Linked DNA regions of Homo sapiens: region 2 is linked to region 1. A link is an interaction called in ENCODE POLR2A ChIA-PET data of the cell type or tissue named here. Cell type or tissue: MCF 10A. All regions are shown on one strand.

Evidence for each region. ChIA-PET counts read pairs that join two places held together with the same protein. Peaks named below come from ENCODE experiments on the same cell type or tissue, not always from the same donor. Only the 100,000 strongest peaks of a DNase experiment are listed, where the experiment ranks them.
Region 2: POLR2A ChIA-PET joins it to region 1 with 6 read pairs; 3 of 35 experiments call an interaction of 5 or more read pairs at or near these places.

The regions. Positions count from the first base shown.
Region 1 is chr1:152,929,973-152,934,972 of GRCh38, reverse strand. It overlaps LINC01527 (long intergenic non-protein coding RNA 1527), which reads left to right. Exons shown (of 2, transcript NR_183723.1): 2 at 3,162-5,000. Among named protein-coding and RNA genes, the nearest start is that of SPRR5, 15 kb to the left of the region's middle. In MCF 10A, no CTCF peak of the experiment used is centred here; a DNase peak (open chromatin) is centred at 2,292.
Region 2 is chr1:153,049,050-153,054,049 of GRCh38, reverse strand. No RefSeq gene overlaps it. Among named protein-coding and RNA genes, the nearest start is that of SPRR2A, 6.0 kb to the left of the region's middle. In MCF 10A, no CTCF peak of the experiment used is centred here; no DNase peak of the experiment used is centred here.

The DNA.
Region 1 (5,000 bases):
TATCTTCTATGTAGGGGGCTTTCTTCGTGCGCCGTGTCCTTTGCTAGGCACTGGGGGAATAAACAAAATGCACCTCCTGGGTATTTGTTGAGCACCTACCATGTATCTAAGCACAGAATCAGGTGCCATGCAAATGGAAGCCATGTAAAAAGATCCTGTCCTCAAGCTGCTGGAATCTAGCTGAATAAAATGAAAGCAAGCCAATGGGGGAGCTCATTTTTTATGGAAATATAGAATTCTAGGTTTCTATTGAGAATCAGGCTATAGACAGAGGAATAATACTCTCTGAGAAGAGGAAGAGACCTCAAAAATCTGCTCACAAAAGAATGGAATTCTGGAAAGTTGGAGTGAATGAACTGGGGATAGCCAGGGGTGCACTCACAAATTGTTCTGTTTTCTTCCATCATCACGGTAGGTCCAGGAAGAAGAGAGTAGAGCTGACCTCTGGCTGAGGACCTCAGGCTGAGGACCTTAAGGAGGTCGATAAGAAAGCCCTACTAGCGATGGGAGCAGCTGGGGAGGTCATTTGGATATGGTCTAGGGTGGGAAGGATGTGAGTGGAGGAAACCTCACAGGCTGGAACAGGGCTGTGGTTGGAGTTTCCCAGAGGCAGCAGAGCCTAGAGCGATAGACAAAGAGCAAACAGGAGTACTGTCTGGCCAGGAGGTCAAAGATAAGTTAAGAAACATGTTAGTGCTCTTGGAAATGAAGCGTGGATGCCAGAAGAAGGGCTGGGAACATAATGAGATGTCAGCTACCTCCATTTTAAATGAACAGCGTCTGATATTCTGAGTTTCTCACAGATCCAAAAAGAAAAAAAAATGATATTGAAACACAAAATCAGACAGCATCTTCTCCATGAAGCTTTTCTCATCTGCAAGGAATGTATCTGCCTAAATAGAGACTCTCTCACTTCCATAGCCTTTCCCAGATCTACTAGGATATGTAGAATATTCTTGGTTCTTGAGACATTTGGGTATATGATTTGTTAACCCCAATAGTGTTAAACCCTTGAGGACAGACCACAAATGTCCTCCCCAAGACTAACACAGAGCCAGGCCCAAATAAGGTCCCAGAAATGTTCCAGAAGTCAAGTCATGCTGATCTCAATGAATGAGACCAGCAGCTGAGGGGAATTTTGTTTTGGGGAAGGTGAAACAGTAGTTTCAATAGTAGCAAGCTCAAACTAATATGGGGCTAAACATGATCAATATTTGTTGAATGAATGGTCCATATAGAAGGTTATGGGAGGCTGGGGTGAAGGAGATAGTCATATAGGCAACAGCTTCTTTACTCTCTATCCCAGAAGAGGTGCACCTATGCACACACACACACACCCCTACCTCATACTATGCACACATACATCACACACACATGTGACAAACACATATGCAAAACACACACACACACACACATGCACACACACACACACACCAGCCCCCTCACATGCATACTTACAGGCTTGGGTGTGTGAAGACTTTTCTGTGTTTACAGCTAAGTCTGTTTCTCTTCAAGGAAGGCTATAAAAAGAATGCCACCTTCATGACTCAAGTCCCGGATTTGCCTCTCTGGGCTCCTCCTTTTGTTGTGTGGCTACTCAAGAACTTGTTCTCACAGCTGGCCCATGGGTCTATGCAGGGGTGTGGTCTTGAATGCCAACAACATAGAATGGCTATTTGCATGGTAAGTCCACTTCAGGACTGTGGGAAAAGAGTGATATGGAAACAGAGGGCTCAGCTAGATGTACTTCAAAAAATCGATTCACTCAATGAGTAGTGAGACCTGCTATGTTTCAGGCACTGAACTATGCACTGAAAATTCAGAGATACATAAGACTTAAGTTTTTGCTCTATAAGTCAGAATCTAAAGTAGATAACAGACTAAGCAAATGATTTCAATCATATATAGTAAATGCTATGATAGAGTAATTTAGAGGTTGTTATAGCAGGTAAGGGATATAAACCAGCTAGGTGACATTGCCAAAGGCTTCCTGGAGGGGGTAACTCCTGCTAAGTCTTGTCTCCTCAATGGTGACATGGTGAGTTGAAGTCAAGGACACCCTCCCTTTTTCCCTAAGTGTTCCTTGATTTGGGGGATGACTTTACCCATCCCTCTGCCTCAGGAAAGTCTTTTCTTTCCACATGTTCCTCTCCACCCATACCTAATGCTCTAGCAAACCATTCTATTATTTCATCATCATCCAAAAGAGGCTGAGAATTTGGCATCTGTGGGGAGTGCCCAGAAATTGGCCTAAGGCACTGACTGATTTCTAGGCTCATAAACTGCAGGATGGGGCCTGGTCCTCTTGCTACATCTCAAAGGTCTTTGTGAGGCCAGTCAGGTGGGGAGAAGTGAGAGCTACAAGCACACACGACATGTGGAAAACTCAGTTCACAGAGAGTTGGGTATTAGTCAGAAACAAATACTGACTGAGTGCCTACCATGCACTGGCCACCTTCTTTTTTCTTTCATTGAGGTAAGATTACTTAACACGAGATCTACCCTTTTAACAATTTTTCAAGTACCCAATGTACTATTGTTAACCACAGACATTATGCTGTACAGTAGATTTCTAGCACTTGTTCATCTTGCATAATCGAAACTTTATACCTGTTAAGCAGCGACTCCTTATTTCCCCCACCCCAGCTCCTAGCAACCACCATTCTGCTGTTTGTTTCTATTGCTTCTATGAGCTTGACTATTTTAGATACTTTATATAAGTGGAGTCATGCAGTATTTGCCCTTCTGTGATTGGCTTATTTCACTTATAATGTCTTCAAGTTTCCTCTATGTTATAACATATTACAGGATTTCCTTCTTTTTTAGAGAGTAAATAATATTCTATTGTATGTTTATGCCACATTTTCTTTATCCATTCATCTATTGATGGAGATTTTAGGTTGTTCCCACATTTGGCTATTGTGAGTAATGCCACAATGAACATGGGAGTGCAGACATCTCTTTGAGATCTTGGCTTAAATTCTTGCTATAAGCCCAGAAGGGGGATTGCTAGATCATATGGTGGTTCTATGTTTAATTTTTTGAGGAATCTTCATATTGTTTTATACAGTGGCTGCACCGTTTTACATTTTTACCAATGGTGTACAAGGGTTTCAATTTTTCTGCATTCTTGTCAACGCTTATCTTTTTTTTTTTTTTAGAAAATAATTGATTAGAAAGAGAAAGAGACTGAAAATGTCATAAATGAGGAGATAATTGGAGAAAATCATTGTGAAGAGGTATGAATGGATGGCAACACAAATGGAGTAAGACTTAAAGAGATATAAGCCTACCAAATGCTGACATGATTTTTGTGAGTTGTGAAGATTTAAAGAAATCTGTTTGAATAACAATTTTTGAGGCTACCTATAAATTTGTGTTCATTACTTCCACTAAGCAAGGTTCTTTTGATTATTCTTTGATCATTGAAATGTTTTATATTTTATTTAATTTACAGCAACAAAAATAACTCTTGAGAAGAAATAAATGTGAACCTATGGAGATAATTATTTAGTAATGTTTGAAATATATGATTTAGAACATTTCATTGCACTTATTAATGAGTATAAGAATATTATGAAAACAGAAAAATAATGAGCCTTGTAAGAGTTCACACAATTATTTTATGTAATTGGTATTCTATATTCAAGGAGAGCTTGAATGCAGAAATTAAAGAAGCATATGCTCATTTGAAAAGAGACAAATCTAGTAGTGTAATTAAAGCTTGTGCCTTATAACACAATAAAAATATTCAGAAGGATTTTATCCTTAATTGTGACATAAAATGATTTCTAACCTTTATTTTTTGAGTCAGAAAAAACGGAGGAAGCATGGGTTCTTCTTTGCTATATGAAATCAAAGTAACTTTACAAATTTGAAGTGCTTAGTTATCTAAAATCATATCATGGAAAGATATATATTTATATTTTGATTGTTTTATGTATGTAACTTTTTAAAGATCAGAGTGATCTGGGCAAGAAACCAGTGCTATCAGCCAGTATTGCATTTTGTTTACATGTAATAGAAATCCAACTAAACAAGGATTTTATTTTCATCATGTTACAGAAAGTTAGGATATAGGAAGTCCTTCCTTGTAGTTGCTCAAGGAAATCATGAAGGACCAAGTTTATTCTAGCTTCCTGCTCTGCCACCTTTAGCAAGTGGACAGTCCCCCTACCTCTCATAGGCAATGAACTTCTTCATATCCAAGCATGTGCTTAGGGCAGAAGAAAGGGATTGGTGAGAACAAAAATCACATGCCAGTGAAGTCTGTTCATCTTATATTAGGAAATAATAGCTCCTGCAAATGTCTTACTTGATAGGCTTCTACCACTGGAACTGCCTCACATGACTACCACTAGATAGAATGGAATCTGGCTTGATGAGTATTTTTAAGTGGATACATTTACTTCCTAAACAAAACCAATATTCTATTAATAAAAGAGAAAGGAAGAAAGATTCTTGTAAGGCAGCTAATATTTCTGTCACACAGAGAAAAACAAATTGATAATGCAGTACAAGGTTGATATTTTAAGGTAGAGATTTTTAGCTTGAGCATTTAGCATCCATTTGTTCTTTTAATGTAAATGTCAAACAAAATACAAAAATCGTATGTATAATTACCAAAAACTATTTAAAAGTAAATTTATAATTCACTCAATAGAGTAATATAGATTAAATAATTTTTGTAAAATTTAACGTGTTTTTGCTTTCAAAAAATACAAAAGATAAAAAAAGAATATACAGCTAAACAGTCTATATGGAAAAAACCATAAAAGTGTCAAAAGTAAGATGATGGCTTATGAAAATTACATTTTTACATTTATGGATGTGACCTGAATGTAAATGTAAGTAAATTGTAAATGTATTATAAATGAATGTAAAAACCAAAATAAAGTTGTTTATTGGCAAGATTGATTTAAAAAAAAGAAAATAACGGGTGCTAGGTGATATTTTGTTGTGGTTTTGATTTGCATTTTTCTGATGATTATTAATGTTGA
Region 2 (5,000 bases), 120 kb before region 1:
GGCTGTTTTTTTTCTTGTGGATTTCTTTAAATTCCTTATAGATGCTAGATATTACACCTTTATAATATGCATAGTTTGCAACAATTTTCTCCCATTCTATAGGTTGTCTGTTTACTCTTTTGACGGTTTCCTTTGCTTTGTAGAAGCTCTTTAGTTTAATTAGATCCTACTTGCCAATTTTTGTTTTTGTTGCAATTGCTTTTGGCATCTTATTCATGAAATCTTTGCCTGTCTCTATGTCCAGAATGGTATTGCCTAGGTTGTCTTTCAAAGTTTTTATGGTTATGGGTTCTACGTTTTAGTCTTTAATCCATCTTGAGTTGATTTTTATATATGGTGTAAGGAAGGCATCCAGTTTCAATCTTCTGCATATGGCTAGCCAGTTATCCCAGCACCATTTATTGAATAGGGAGTCCTTTCCCCATTGTTTGTTTTTGTCACCTTTTTAGATGATCAGATAGTTACAGGTGTGATGCTTTATTTCTGGCTTCCCTATTCTGTTGCATCAGTGTGTGTCTGTTTTTGTACCAGTGCCATGCTGTTTTGGTTACTGTAGACTTGTAGTATAGTTTGAAATCAGGTAGTGTGATGCCTCTAGTTTTTTTCTTTTTGCTTAGGGATTGCCTTGGCTATTTGGGCTCAGTTTTGGTTCTATATGAATTTTAGGATAGTTTTTTTTCTAGTTCTGTGAAGAATGTCTTTGGTGGTTTGATAGGAATCACATTGAATCTGTAAATTGGGCAATATGGTCATCTTAATGATATTGATTCTTCCTATTTATGAGCACGGAGTGTGCTCCCTACATTTGTGTCATCTCTGATATTGTTCAGCAATGTTTCGTAGCTTTCCATGTAGAGATCTTTCACCTCCCTGGTTAGCTGTATTCCTAGGTATTTTATTCTTTTTGCCACTATTGTGAATGGGATTGTGTTTGTTAATTGGCTCTTGGCTTGTCTTTTGTTGGTGTATAGGAGTGCTAGTAATTTTTGTGCATTGATTTTGAATCCTGAAACATTGCTGAAGTTATCAGCTGAAAGAGCTTTTGTTTTGAGACTATGGGGGTTTTTTTAGATACAGAATCATGTTGTGTGTAAACACAGTAGTTTGACTTTCTGTCTTCCTATTTTGATGCCCTTTCTCTCTTTGTCTTCCCTGATTGCTGTGTCCAGGACTTCCCATACTATATTGAATAAGAGTGGTGAAAGAGAGCATAATTGTCTTGTTTTGGTATTCAAGGGCAATGCTTCCAGCTTTTCACCATTCAGTATGATATTGGTTGTGGGTTTTTCATAGATGGCTTGTATTATTTTGAGGTAAGTTTCTTTTGTATCTAGTTCATAGAGAGTTTTTAACATTAAAGTATGTTGAATTTTATGGATAGCCTTTTCTGCATCTATTGAGACAATCATATGATTTTTGCCTTTAGTTCTGTTTATGTGATGAATTGCACTTATTGATTTGTTTATTGTTGAACCAATCTTACATCTCAGGGATAAAGCCAACCTGATGGTGGTGGGTAAGCTTTTTGATGTGCTGCTGGATTTGGTTTGCCAGTATTTTGTTGAGAATTTTTGCATTGATGTTAATTAAGGATATTGACCTGATGGTTTGTGTGTGTGTGTGTGTGTGTGTGTGTGTGTGTGTGTGTGTGTGTCCCTGTCAGGTTTTGGTATCAGGATAATGCTGGCCTCATAGAATGAGTTGGGGAGGAGTTCATCCTCCTCAATATTGTGGAATAATTTTAGCAGGAATATTTGTTTGGCAGAAAACAAGAGCAGATACTAGCTCTTGTTTGTATATCTGGTCGAATTCAGCTGTGCATTTGTCTTGTCCTGGGCTTATTTTTGTTGGTAGGCTATTTATTACTGTTTCAATATTGGAGCTCATTACTGGTCCTTTCAGGGATTCAAATTCTTTCTGGCTCAGGCTTGGGAGGGTGTATGTGTCCAACAACGTATTTGTTTCTTCTAGATTTTCTAGCTTATGTGCATAGAGGTGTTCATAATATTCTCTTATGGTTATTTGTATTTCTCTGGGGTCAGTGGTAATATCTCCTTTGTCATTTCTAAATGTGTTTACCTAGATTTTCTCTCTTTTCCTCTTTATTAGTCTAGTTAGCAGTCTATTTATTTCATTAATTTAAAAAACCCACCTCCTGGATTTGTTGATCTTTTGAATGATTTTTCATGTCCCAGTGTCCTTCAGTTCAGCTCTGATTTTAGGTATTTCTTATTTTCTCCTTGCTTTGGGGTTAGTTTTCTCTTGATTCTCTAGTTCTTTTAGTTGTGATGTCACGTTGTTAAATTGAGACCTTTCTAACTTTTTGATGTGAGCATTTTGTGCTATAAATTTCCCTCTTAACACTGCTTTAGCTGTGTTCCAGAGATTCTGGTATGTTGTATCTTTATTCTCATTAGTTTCAAAGATCTTCTTGATTATGGTCTAATGAAATATGTGGATTTGATCCTGTCATCATGAAGTTAGCTGGTTATTTTGCAAACTTATGTATGTGGTTGCTTTATAGCGTTACTGTTCTGTGCACTGACGTGTGTTTTTGTAGTGGCTGATAATAGTCTTTCCTTTTTATATTTAGCTCTTCCTTCAGGAGCTCTAGTAAGGTAGGTCTTATGGTAACACATTCCTTCAGCATTTGCTTGTCTGAAAAGTATCTTATTTCTCCTTCACTTTTGAAGTTTAGTTGGGCTAGAATTGAAATTCTAGGTAGCAATTTCCTTTCTTTAAGTGTGTTGAATACTGGCTCCCAATCTCTTCTGGCTTGTGTGATTTCTGCAGAGAGGTCTGCTCTTAGTCTTCTGGGTTTCCCTATGTAGGTGACGTGACCTTTCTTTCTAGCTGCTTTTAAGACTTTTTCTTTCATTCAACCTTGAAAAATCTGATGATTATGTATCTTGGGGATGATGTTCTTCTGTAGTATCTTACAAGGGTTCTTTGCATTTTCTGAATTTTATGTCTGTCTGTCTAGCTAGGTTGGGGAAGTTCTCATGGATGATATCCTGAAATATATTTTCAAGCTGGTTACACTCTCCTTATCTCTTTCAGGGACACCAATGAGTCACAGATTTTGTTTCTTTAGAAAATACCATTTTTTTAGGTTTTGTTCATTTCTTTTAATTCTTTTTTCTCTATTCTTGGCTGACTGTCTTATTTCAAAAAGTTAGTCTTCAAACTCTGGGATTCTTTTCTCTGCTTGGTCTACTCTATTACTAATACTCGTGATTGCATTAGAACATAACCGACCTGATAGAGCTGAGAAACACTCTACAAAATGTATAGTTTCTAGTGTGTTTCTTAGCTCTATCAGGTCAGTTATGTTCTTTTCTATACTGGCTATTTTGTCTGTCAGCTCCTGCGTTGTTTATGGTGATTCTCAGCTTTCTTGGATTGGGTTTCAGAACACTCCTGCATCTTATTGATCTTCCTTCCTATCCATATTTTGAATTCCATTTCTAGCATTTCGGCCATCTCAGCCCAGTTCTGAGCCCTGGCTGGAGAGGTCGTGTGGTCATTTGGAGGAAAGAAGGCACTCTGGCATTTTGAGTTTTCAGAGTTCTTGCGTTGCTTCTTTCTTATCTTTGTGTCTTATATTCCTTCAATCTTTGAAGTTGGTGATGTTTGGATGGGTTTTATTTTTTTAATCTCATTTGATAACCTTGAGGTTTTGATTGTGGTGTAAGGTCAATTCAGATGACTGGCTTCATTTGTGAAAGATTTTGGGGTCCCAACACTCAGCTCCCAACTCCTGGACTGCATGCTGTAACTCTGGGGGAACTATATCAGGCTTGACTTTGTTCTTTGGCTCCCCCAGGTTAGGAGGCTGAGGTGCTCCCTGATCCCTGGTCACTACACTGTGATGAGTGGTGTCAGCCAAAGTGTTTTGTAGTGTGGTGGCAGCGGGGTCCATTCTTGTTTGTATGTGCCAGGAGCAGAGGCAGCATGGCAGGGTGCATACTTTTAGGCTGGAGCAGGGTTCTTGCAGGTGCTAGGCTACTTGCCTCTGTGGGGACATTCACCACAGTGGTGGAGGCAATGTTTCTTGGCAGGGTACAGGGTCCCTGCTGGTGACTGTGTGTGTGTGGTGACACTTGTAGTGTTGTTGGTGTGTGGATGGGGTGCTGGCTGGTGCAGGTCTGTGTGCTTTCTCTCTGTGCCATGGGCAGGGGTGGTTGTTTGGGATGCAGGAGTTTCCACTGTTTTCAGTGCCTAGTTTCACTCCCACGGCAGTGTTGGCACAAGGGTATACACTGGCATGGGTGGTGCACTGGCAGGGGTGGGGCTTCCTGGCTCTGTGCTTGCCATGGCTCTGTGACTGCAATGGTCATTGCCAGGGATAATGGGCTGACCATACTCTCACTGCAGCAGTGGCAGGGCAGGATGCACACACTCACATGTACTGGTGAGGAGAGGAAAGCAAAACCCATTCATGAACACACATGCTAGCAAAGTGACATGGAGTGTTGCTCTGGGCCCAGGGGAAGCTGCAATGTGTGGAGTGAGCAGATGGGCTGGTAGGTGACTGTGGGTGGCTGCCCCGCTGGAGTTCTCCACTTGTCAGCTGTGATCTGCCAGCACAGAGGCTATGATGGAGTCCCAAGGTCACCCGAGTTTGCCCTGCAAGCAGGTACAGCCAGGCTGGCACCCCAGGAGAGACCAGCTGACCAGGGGGTGCTCAGGTCAGACTGGCCCCATCTGAAGGGCAAGATTGCCCTGCACAGTTCAGGTCCAACAGTTCCCCAGGGGCTGAAGTCTCCTATGCAAGCAAGTTGAGCCTAGGGAGATGGCCATCCCTGGCCCTGCTCCATTACAGACACTCCCCTACCAAACCCTTTAGGCTCCACATCAGCTGGCATGCTGCCTCTGTCACTTCCCTAAGCAGCTCTCCCTGCCAACTGGAGCATCCCTGGTGGTTAAGGGGGTCTCCCCCTGCCGGGATTCCAGAGGCCCATGGCGAGAGTGGGTTGTTCCCTGTCGGTTCAACTCAG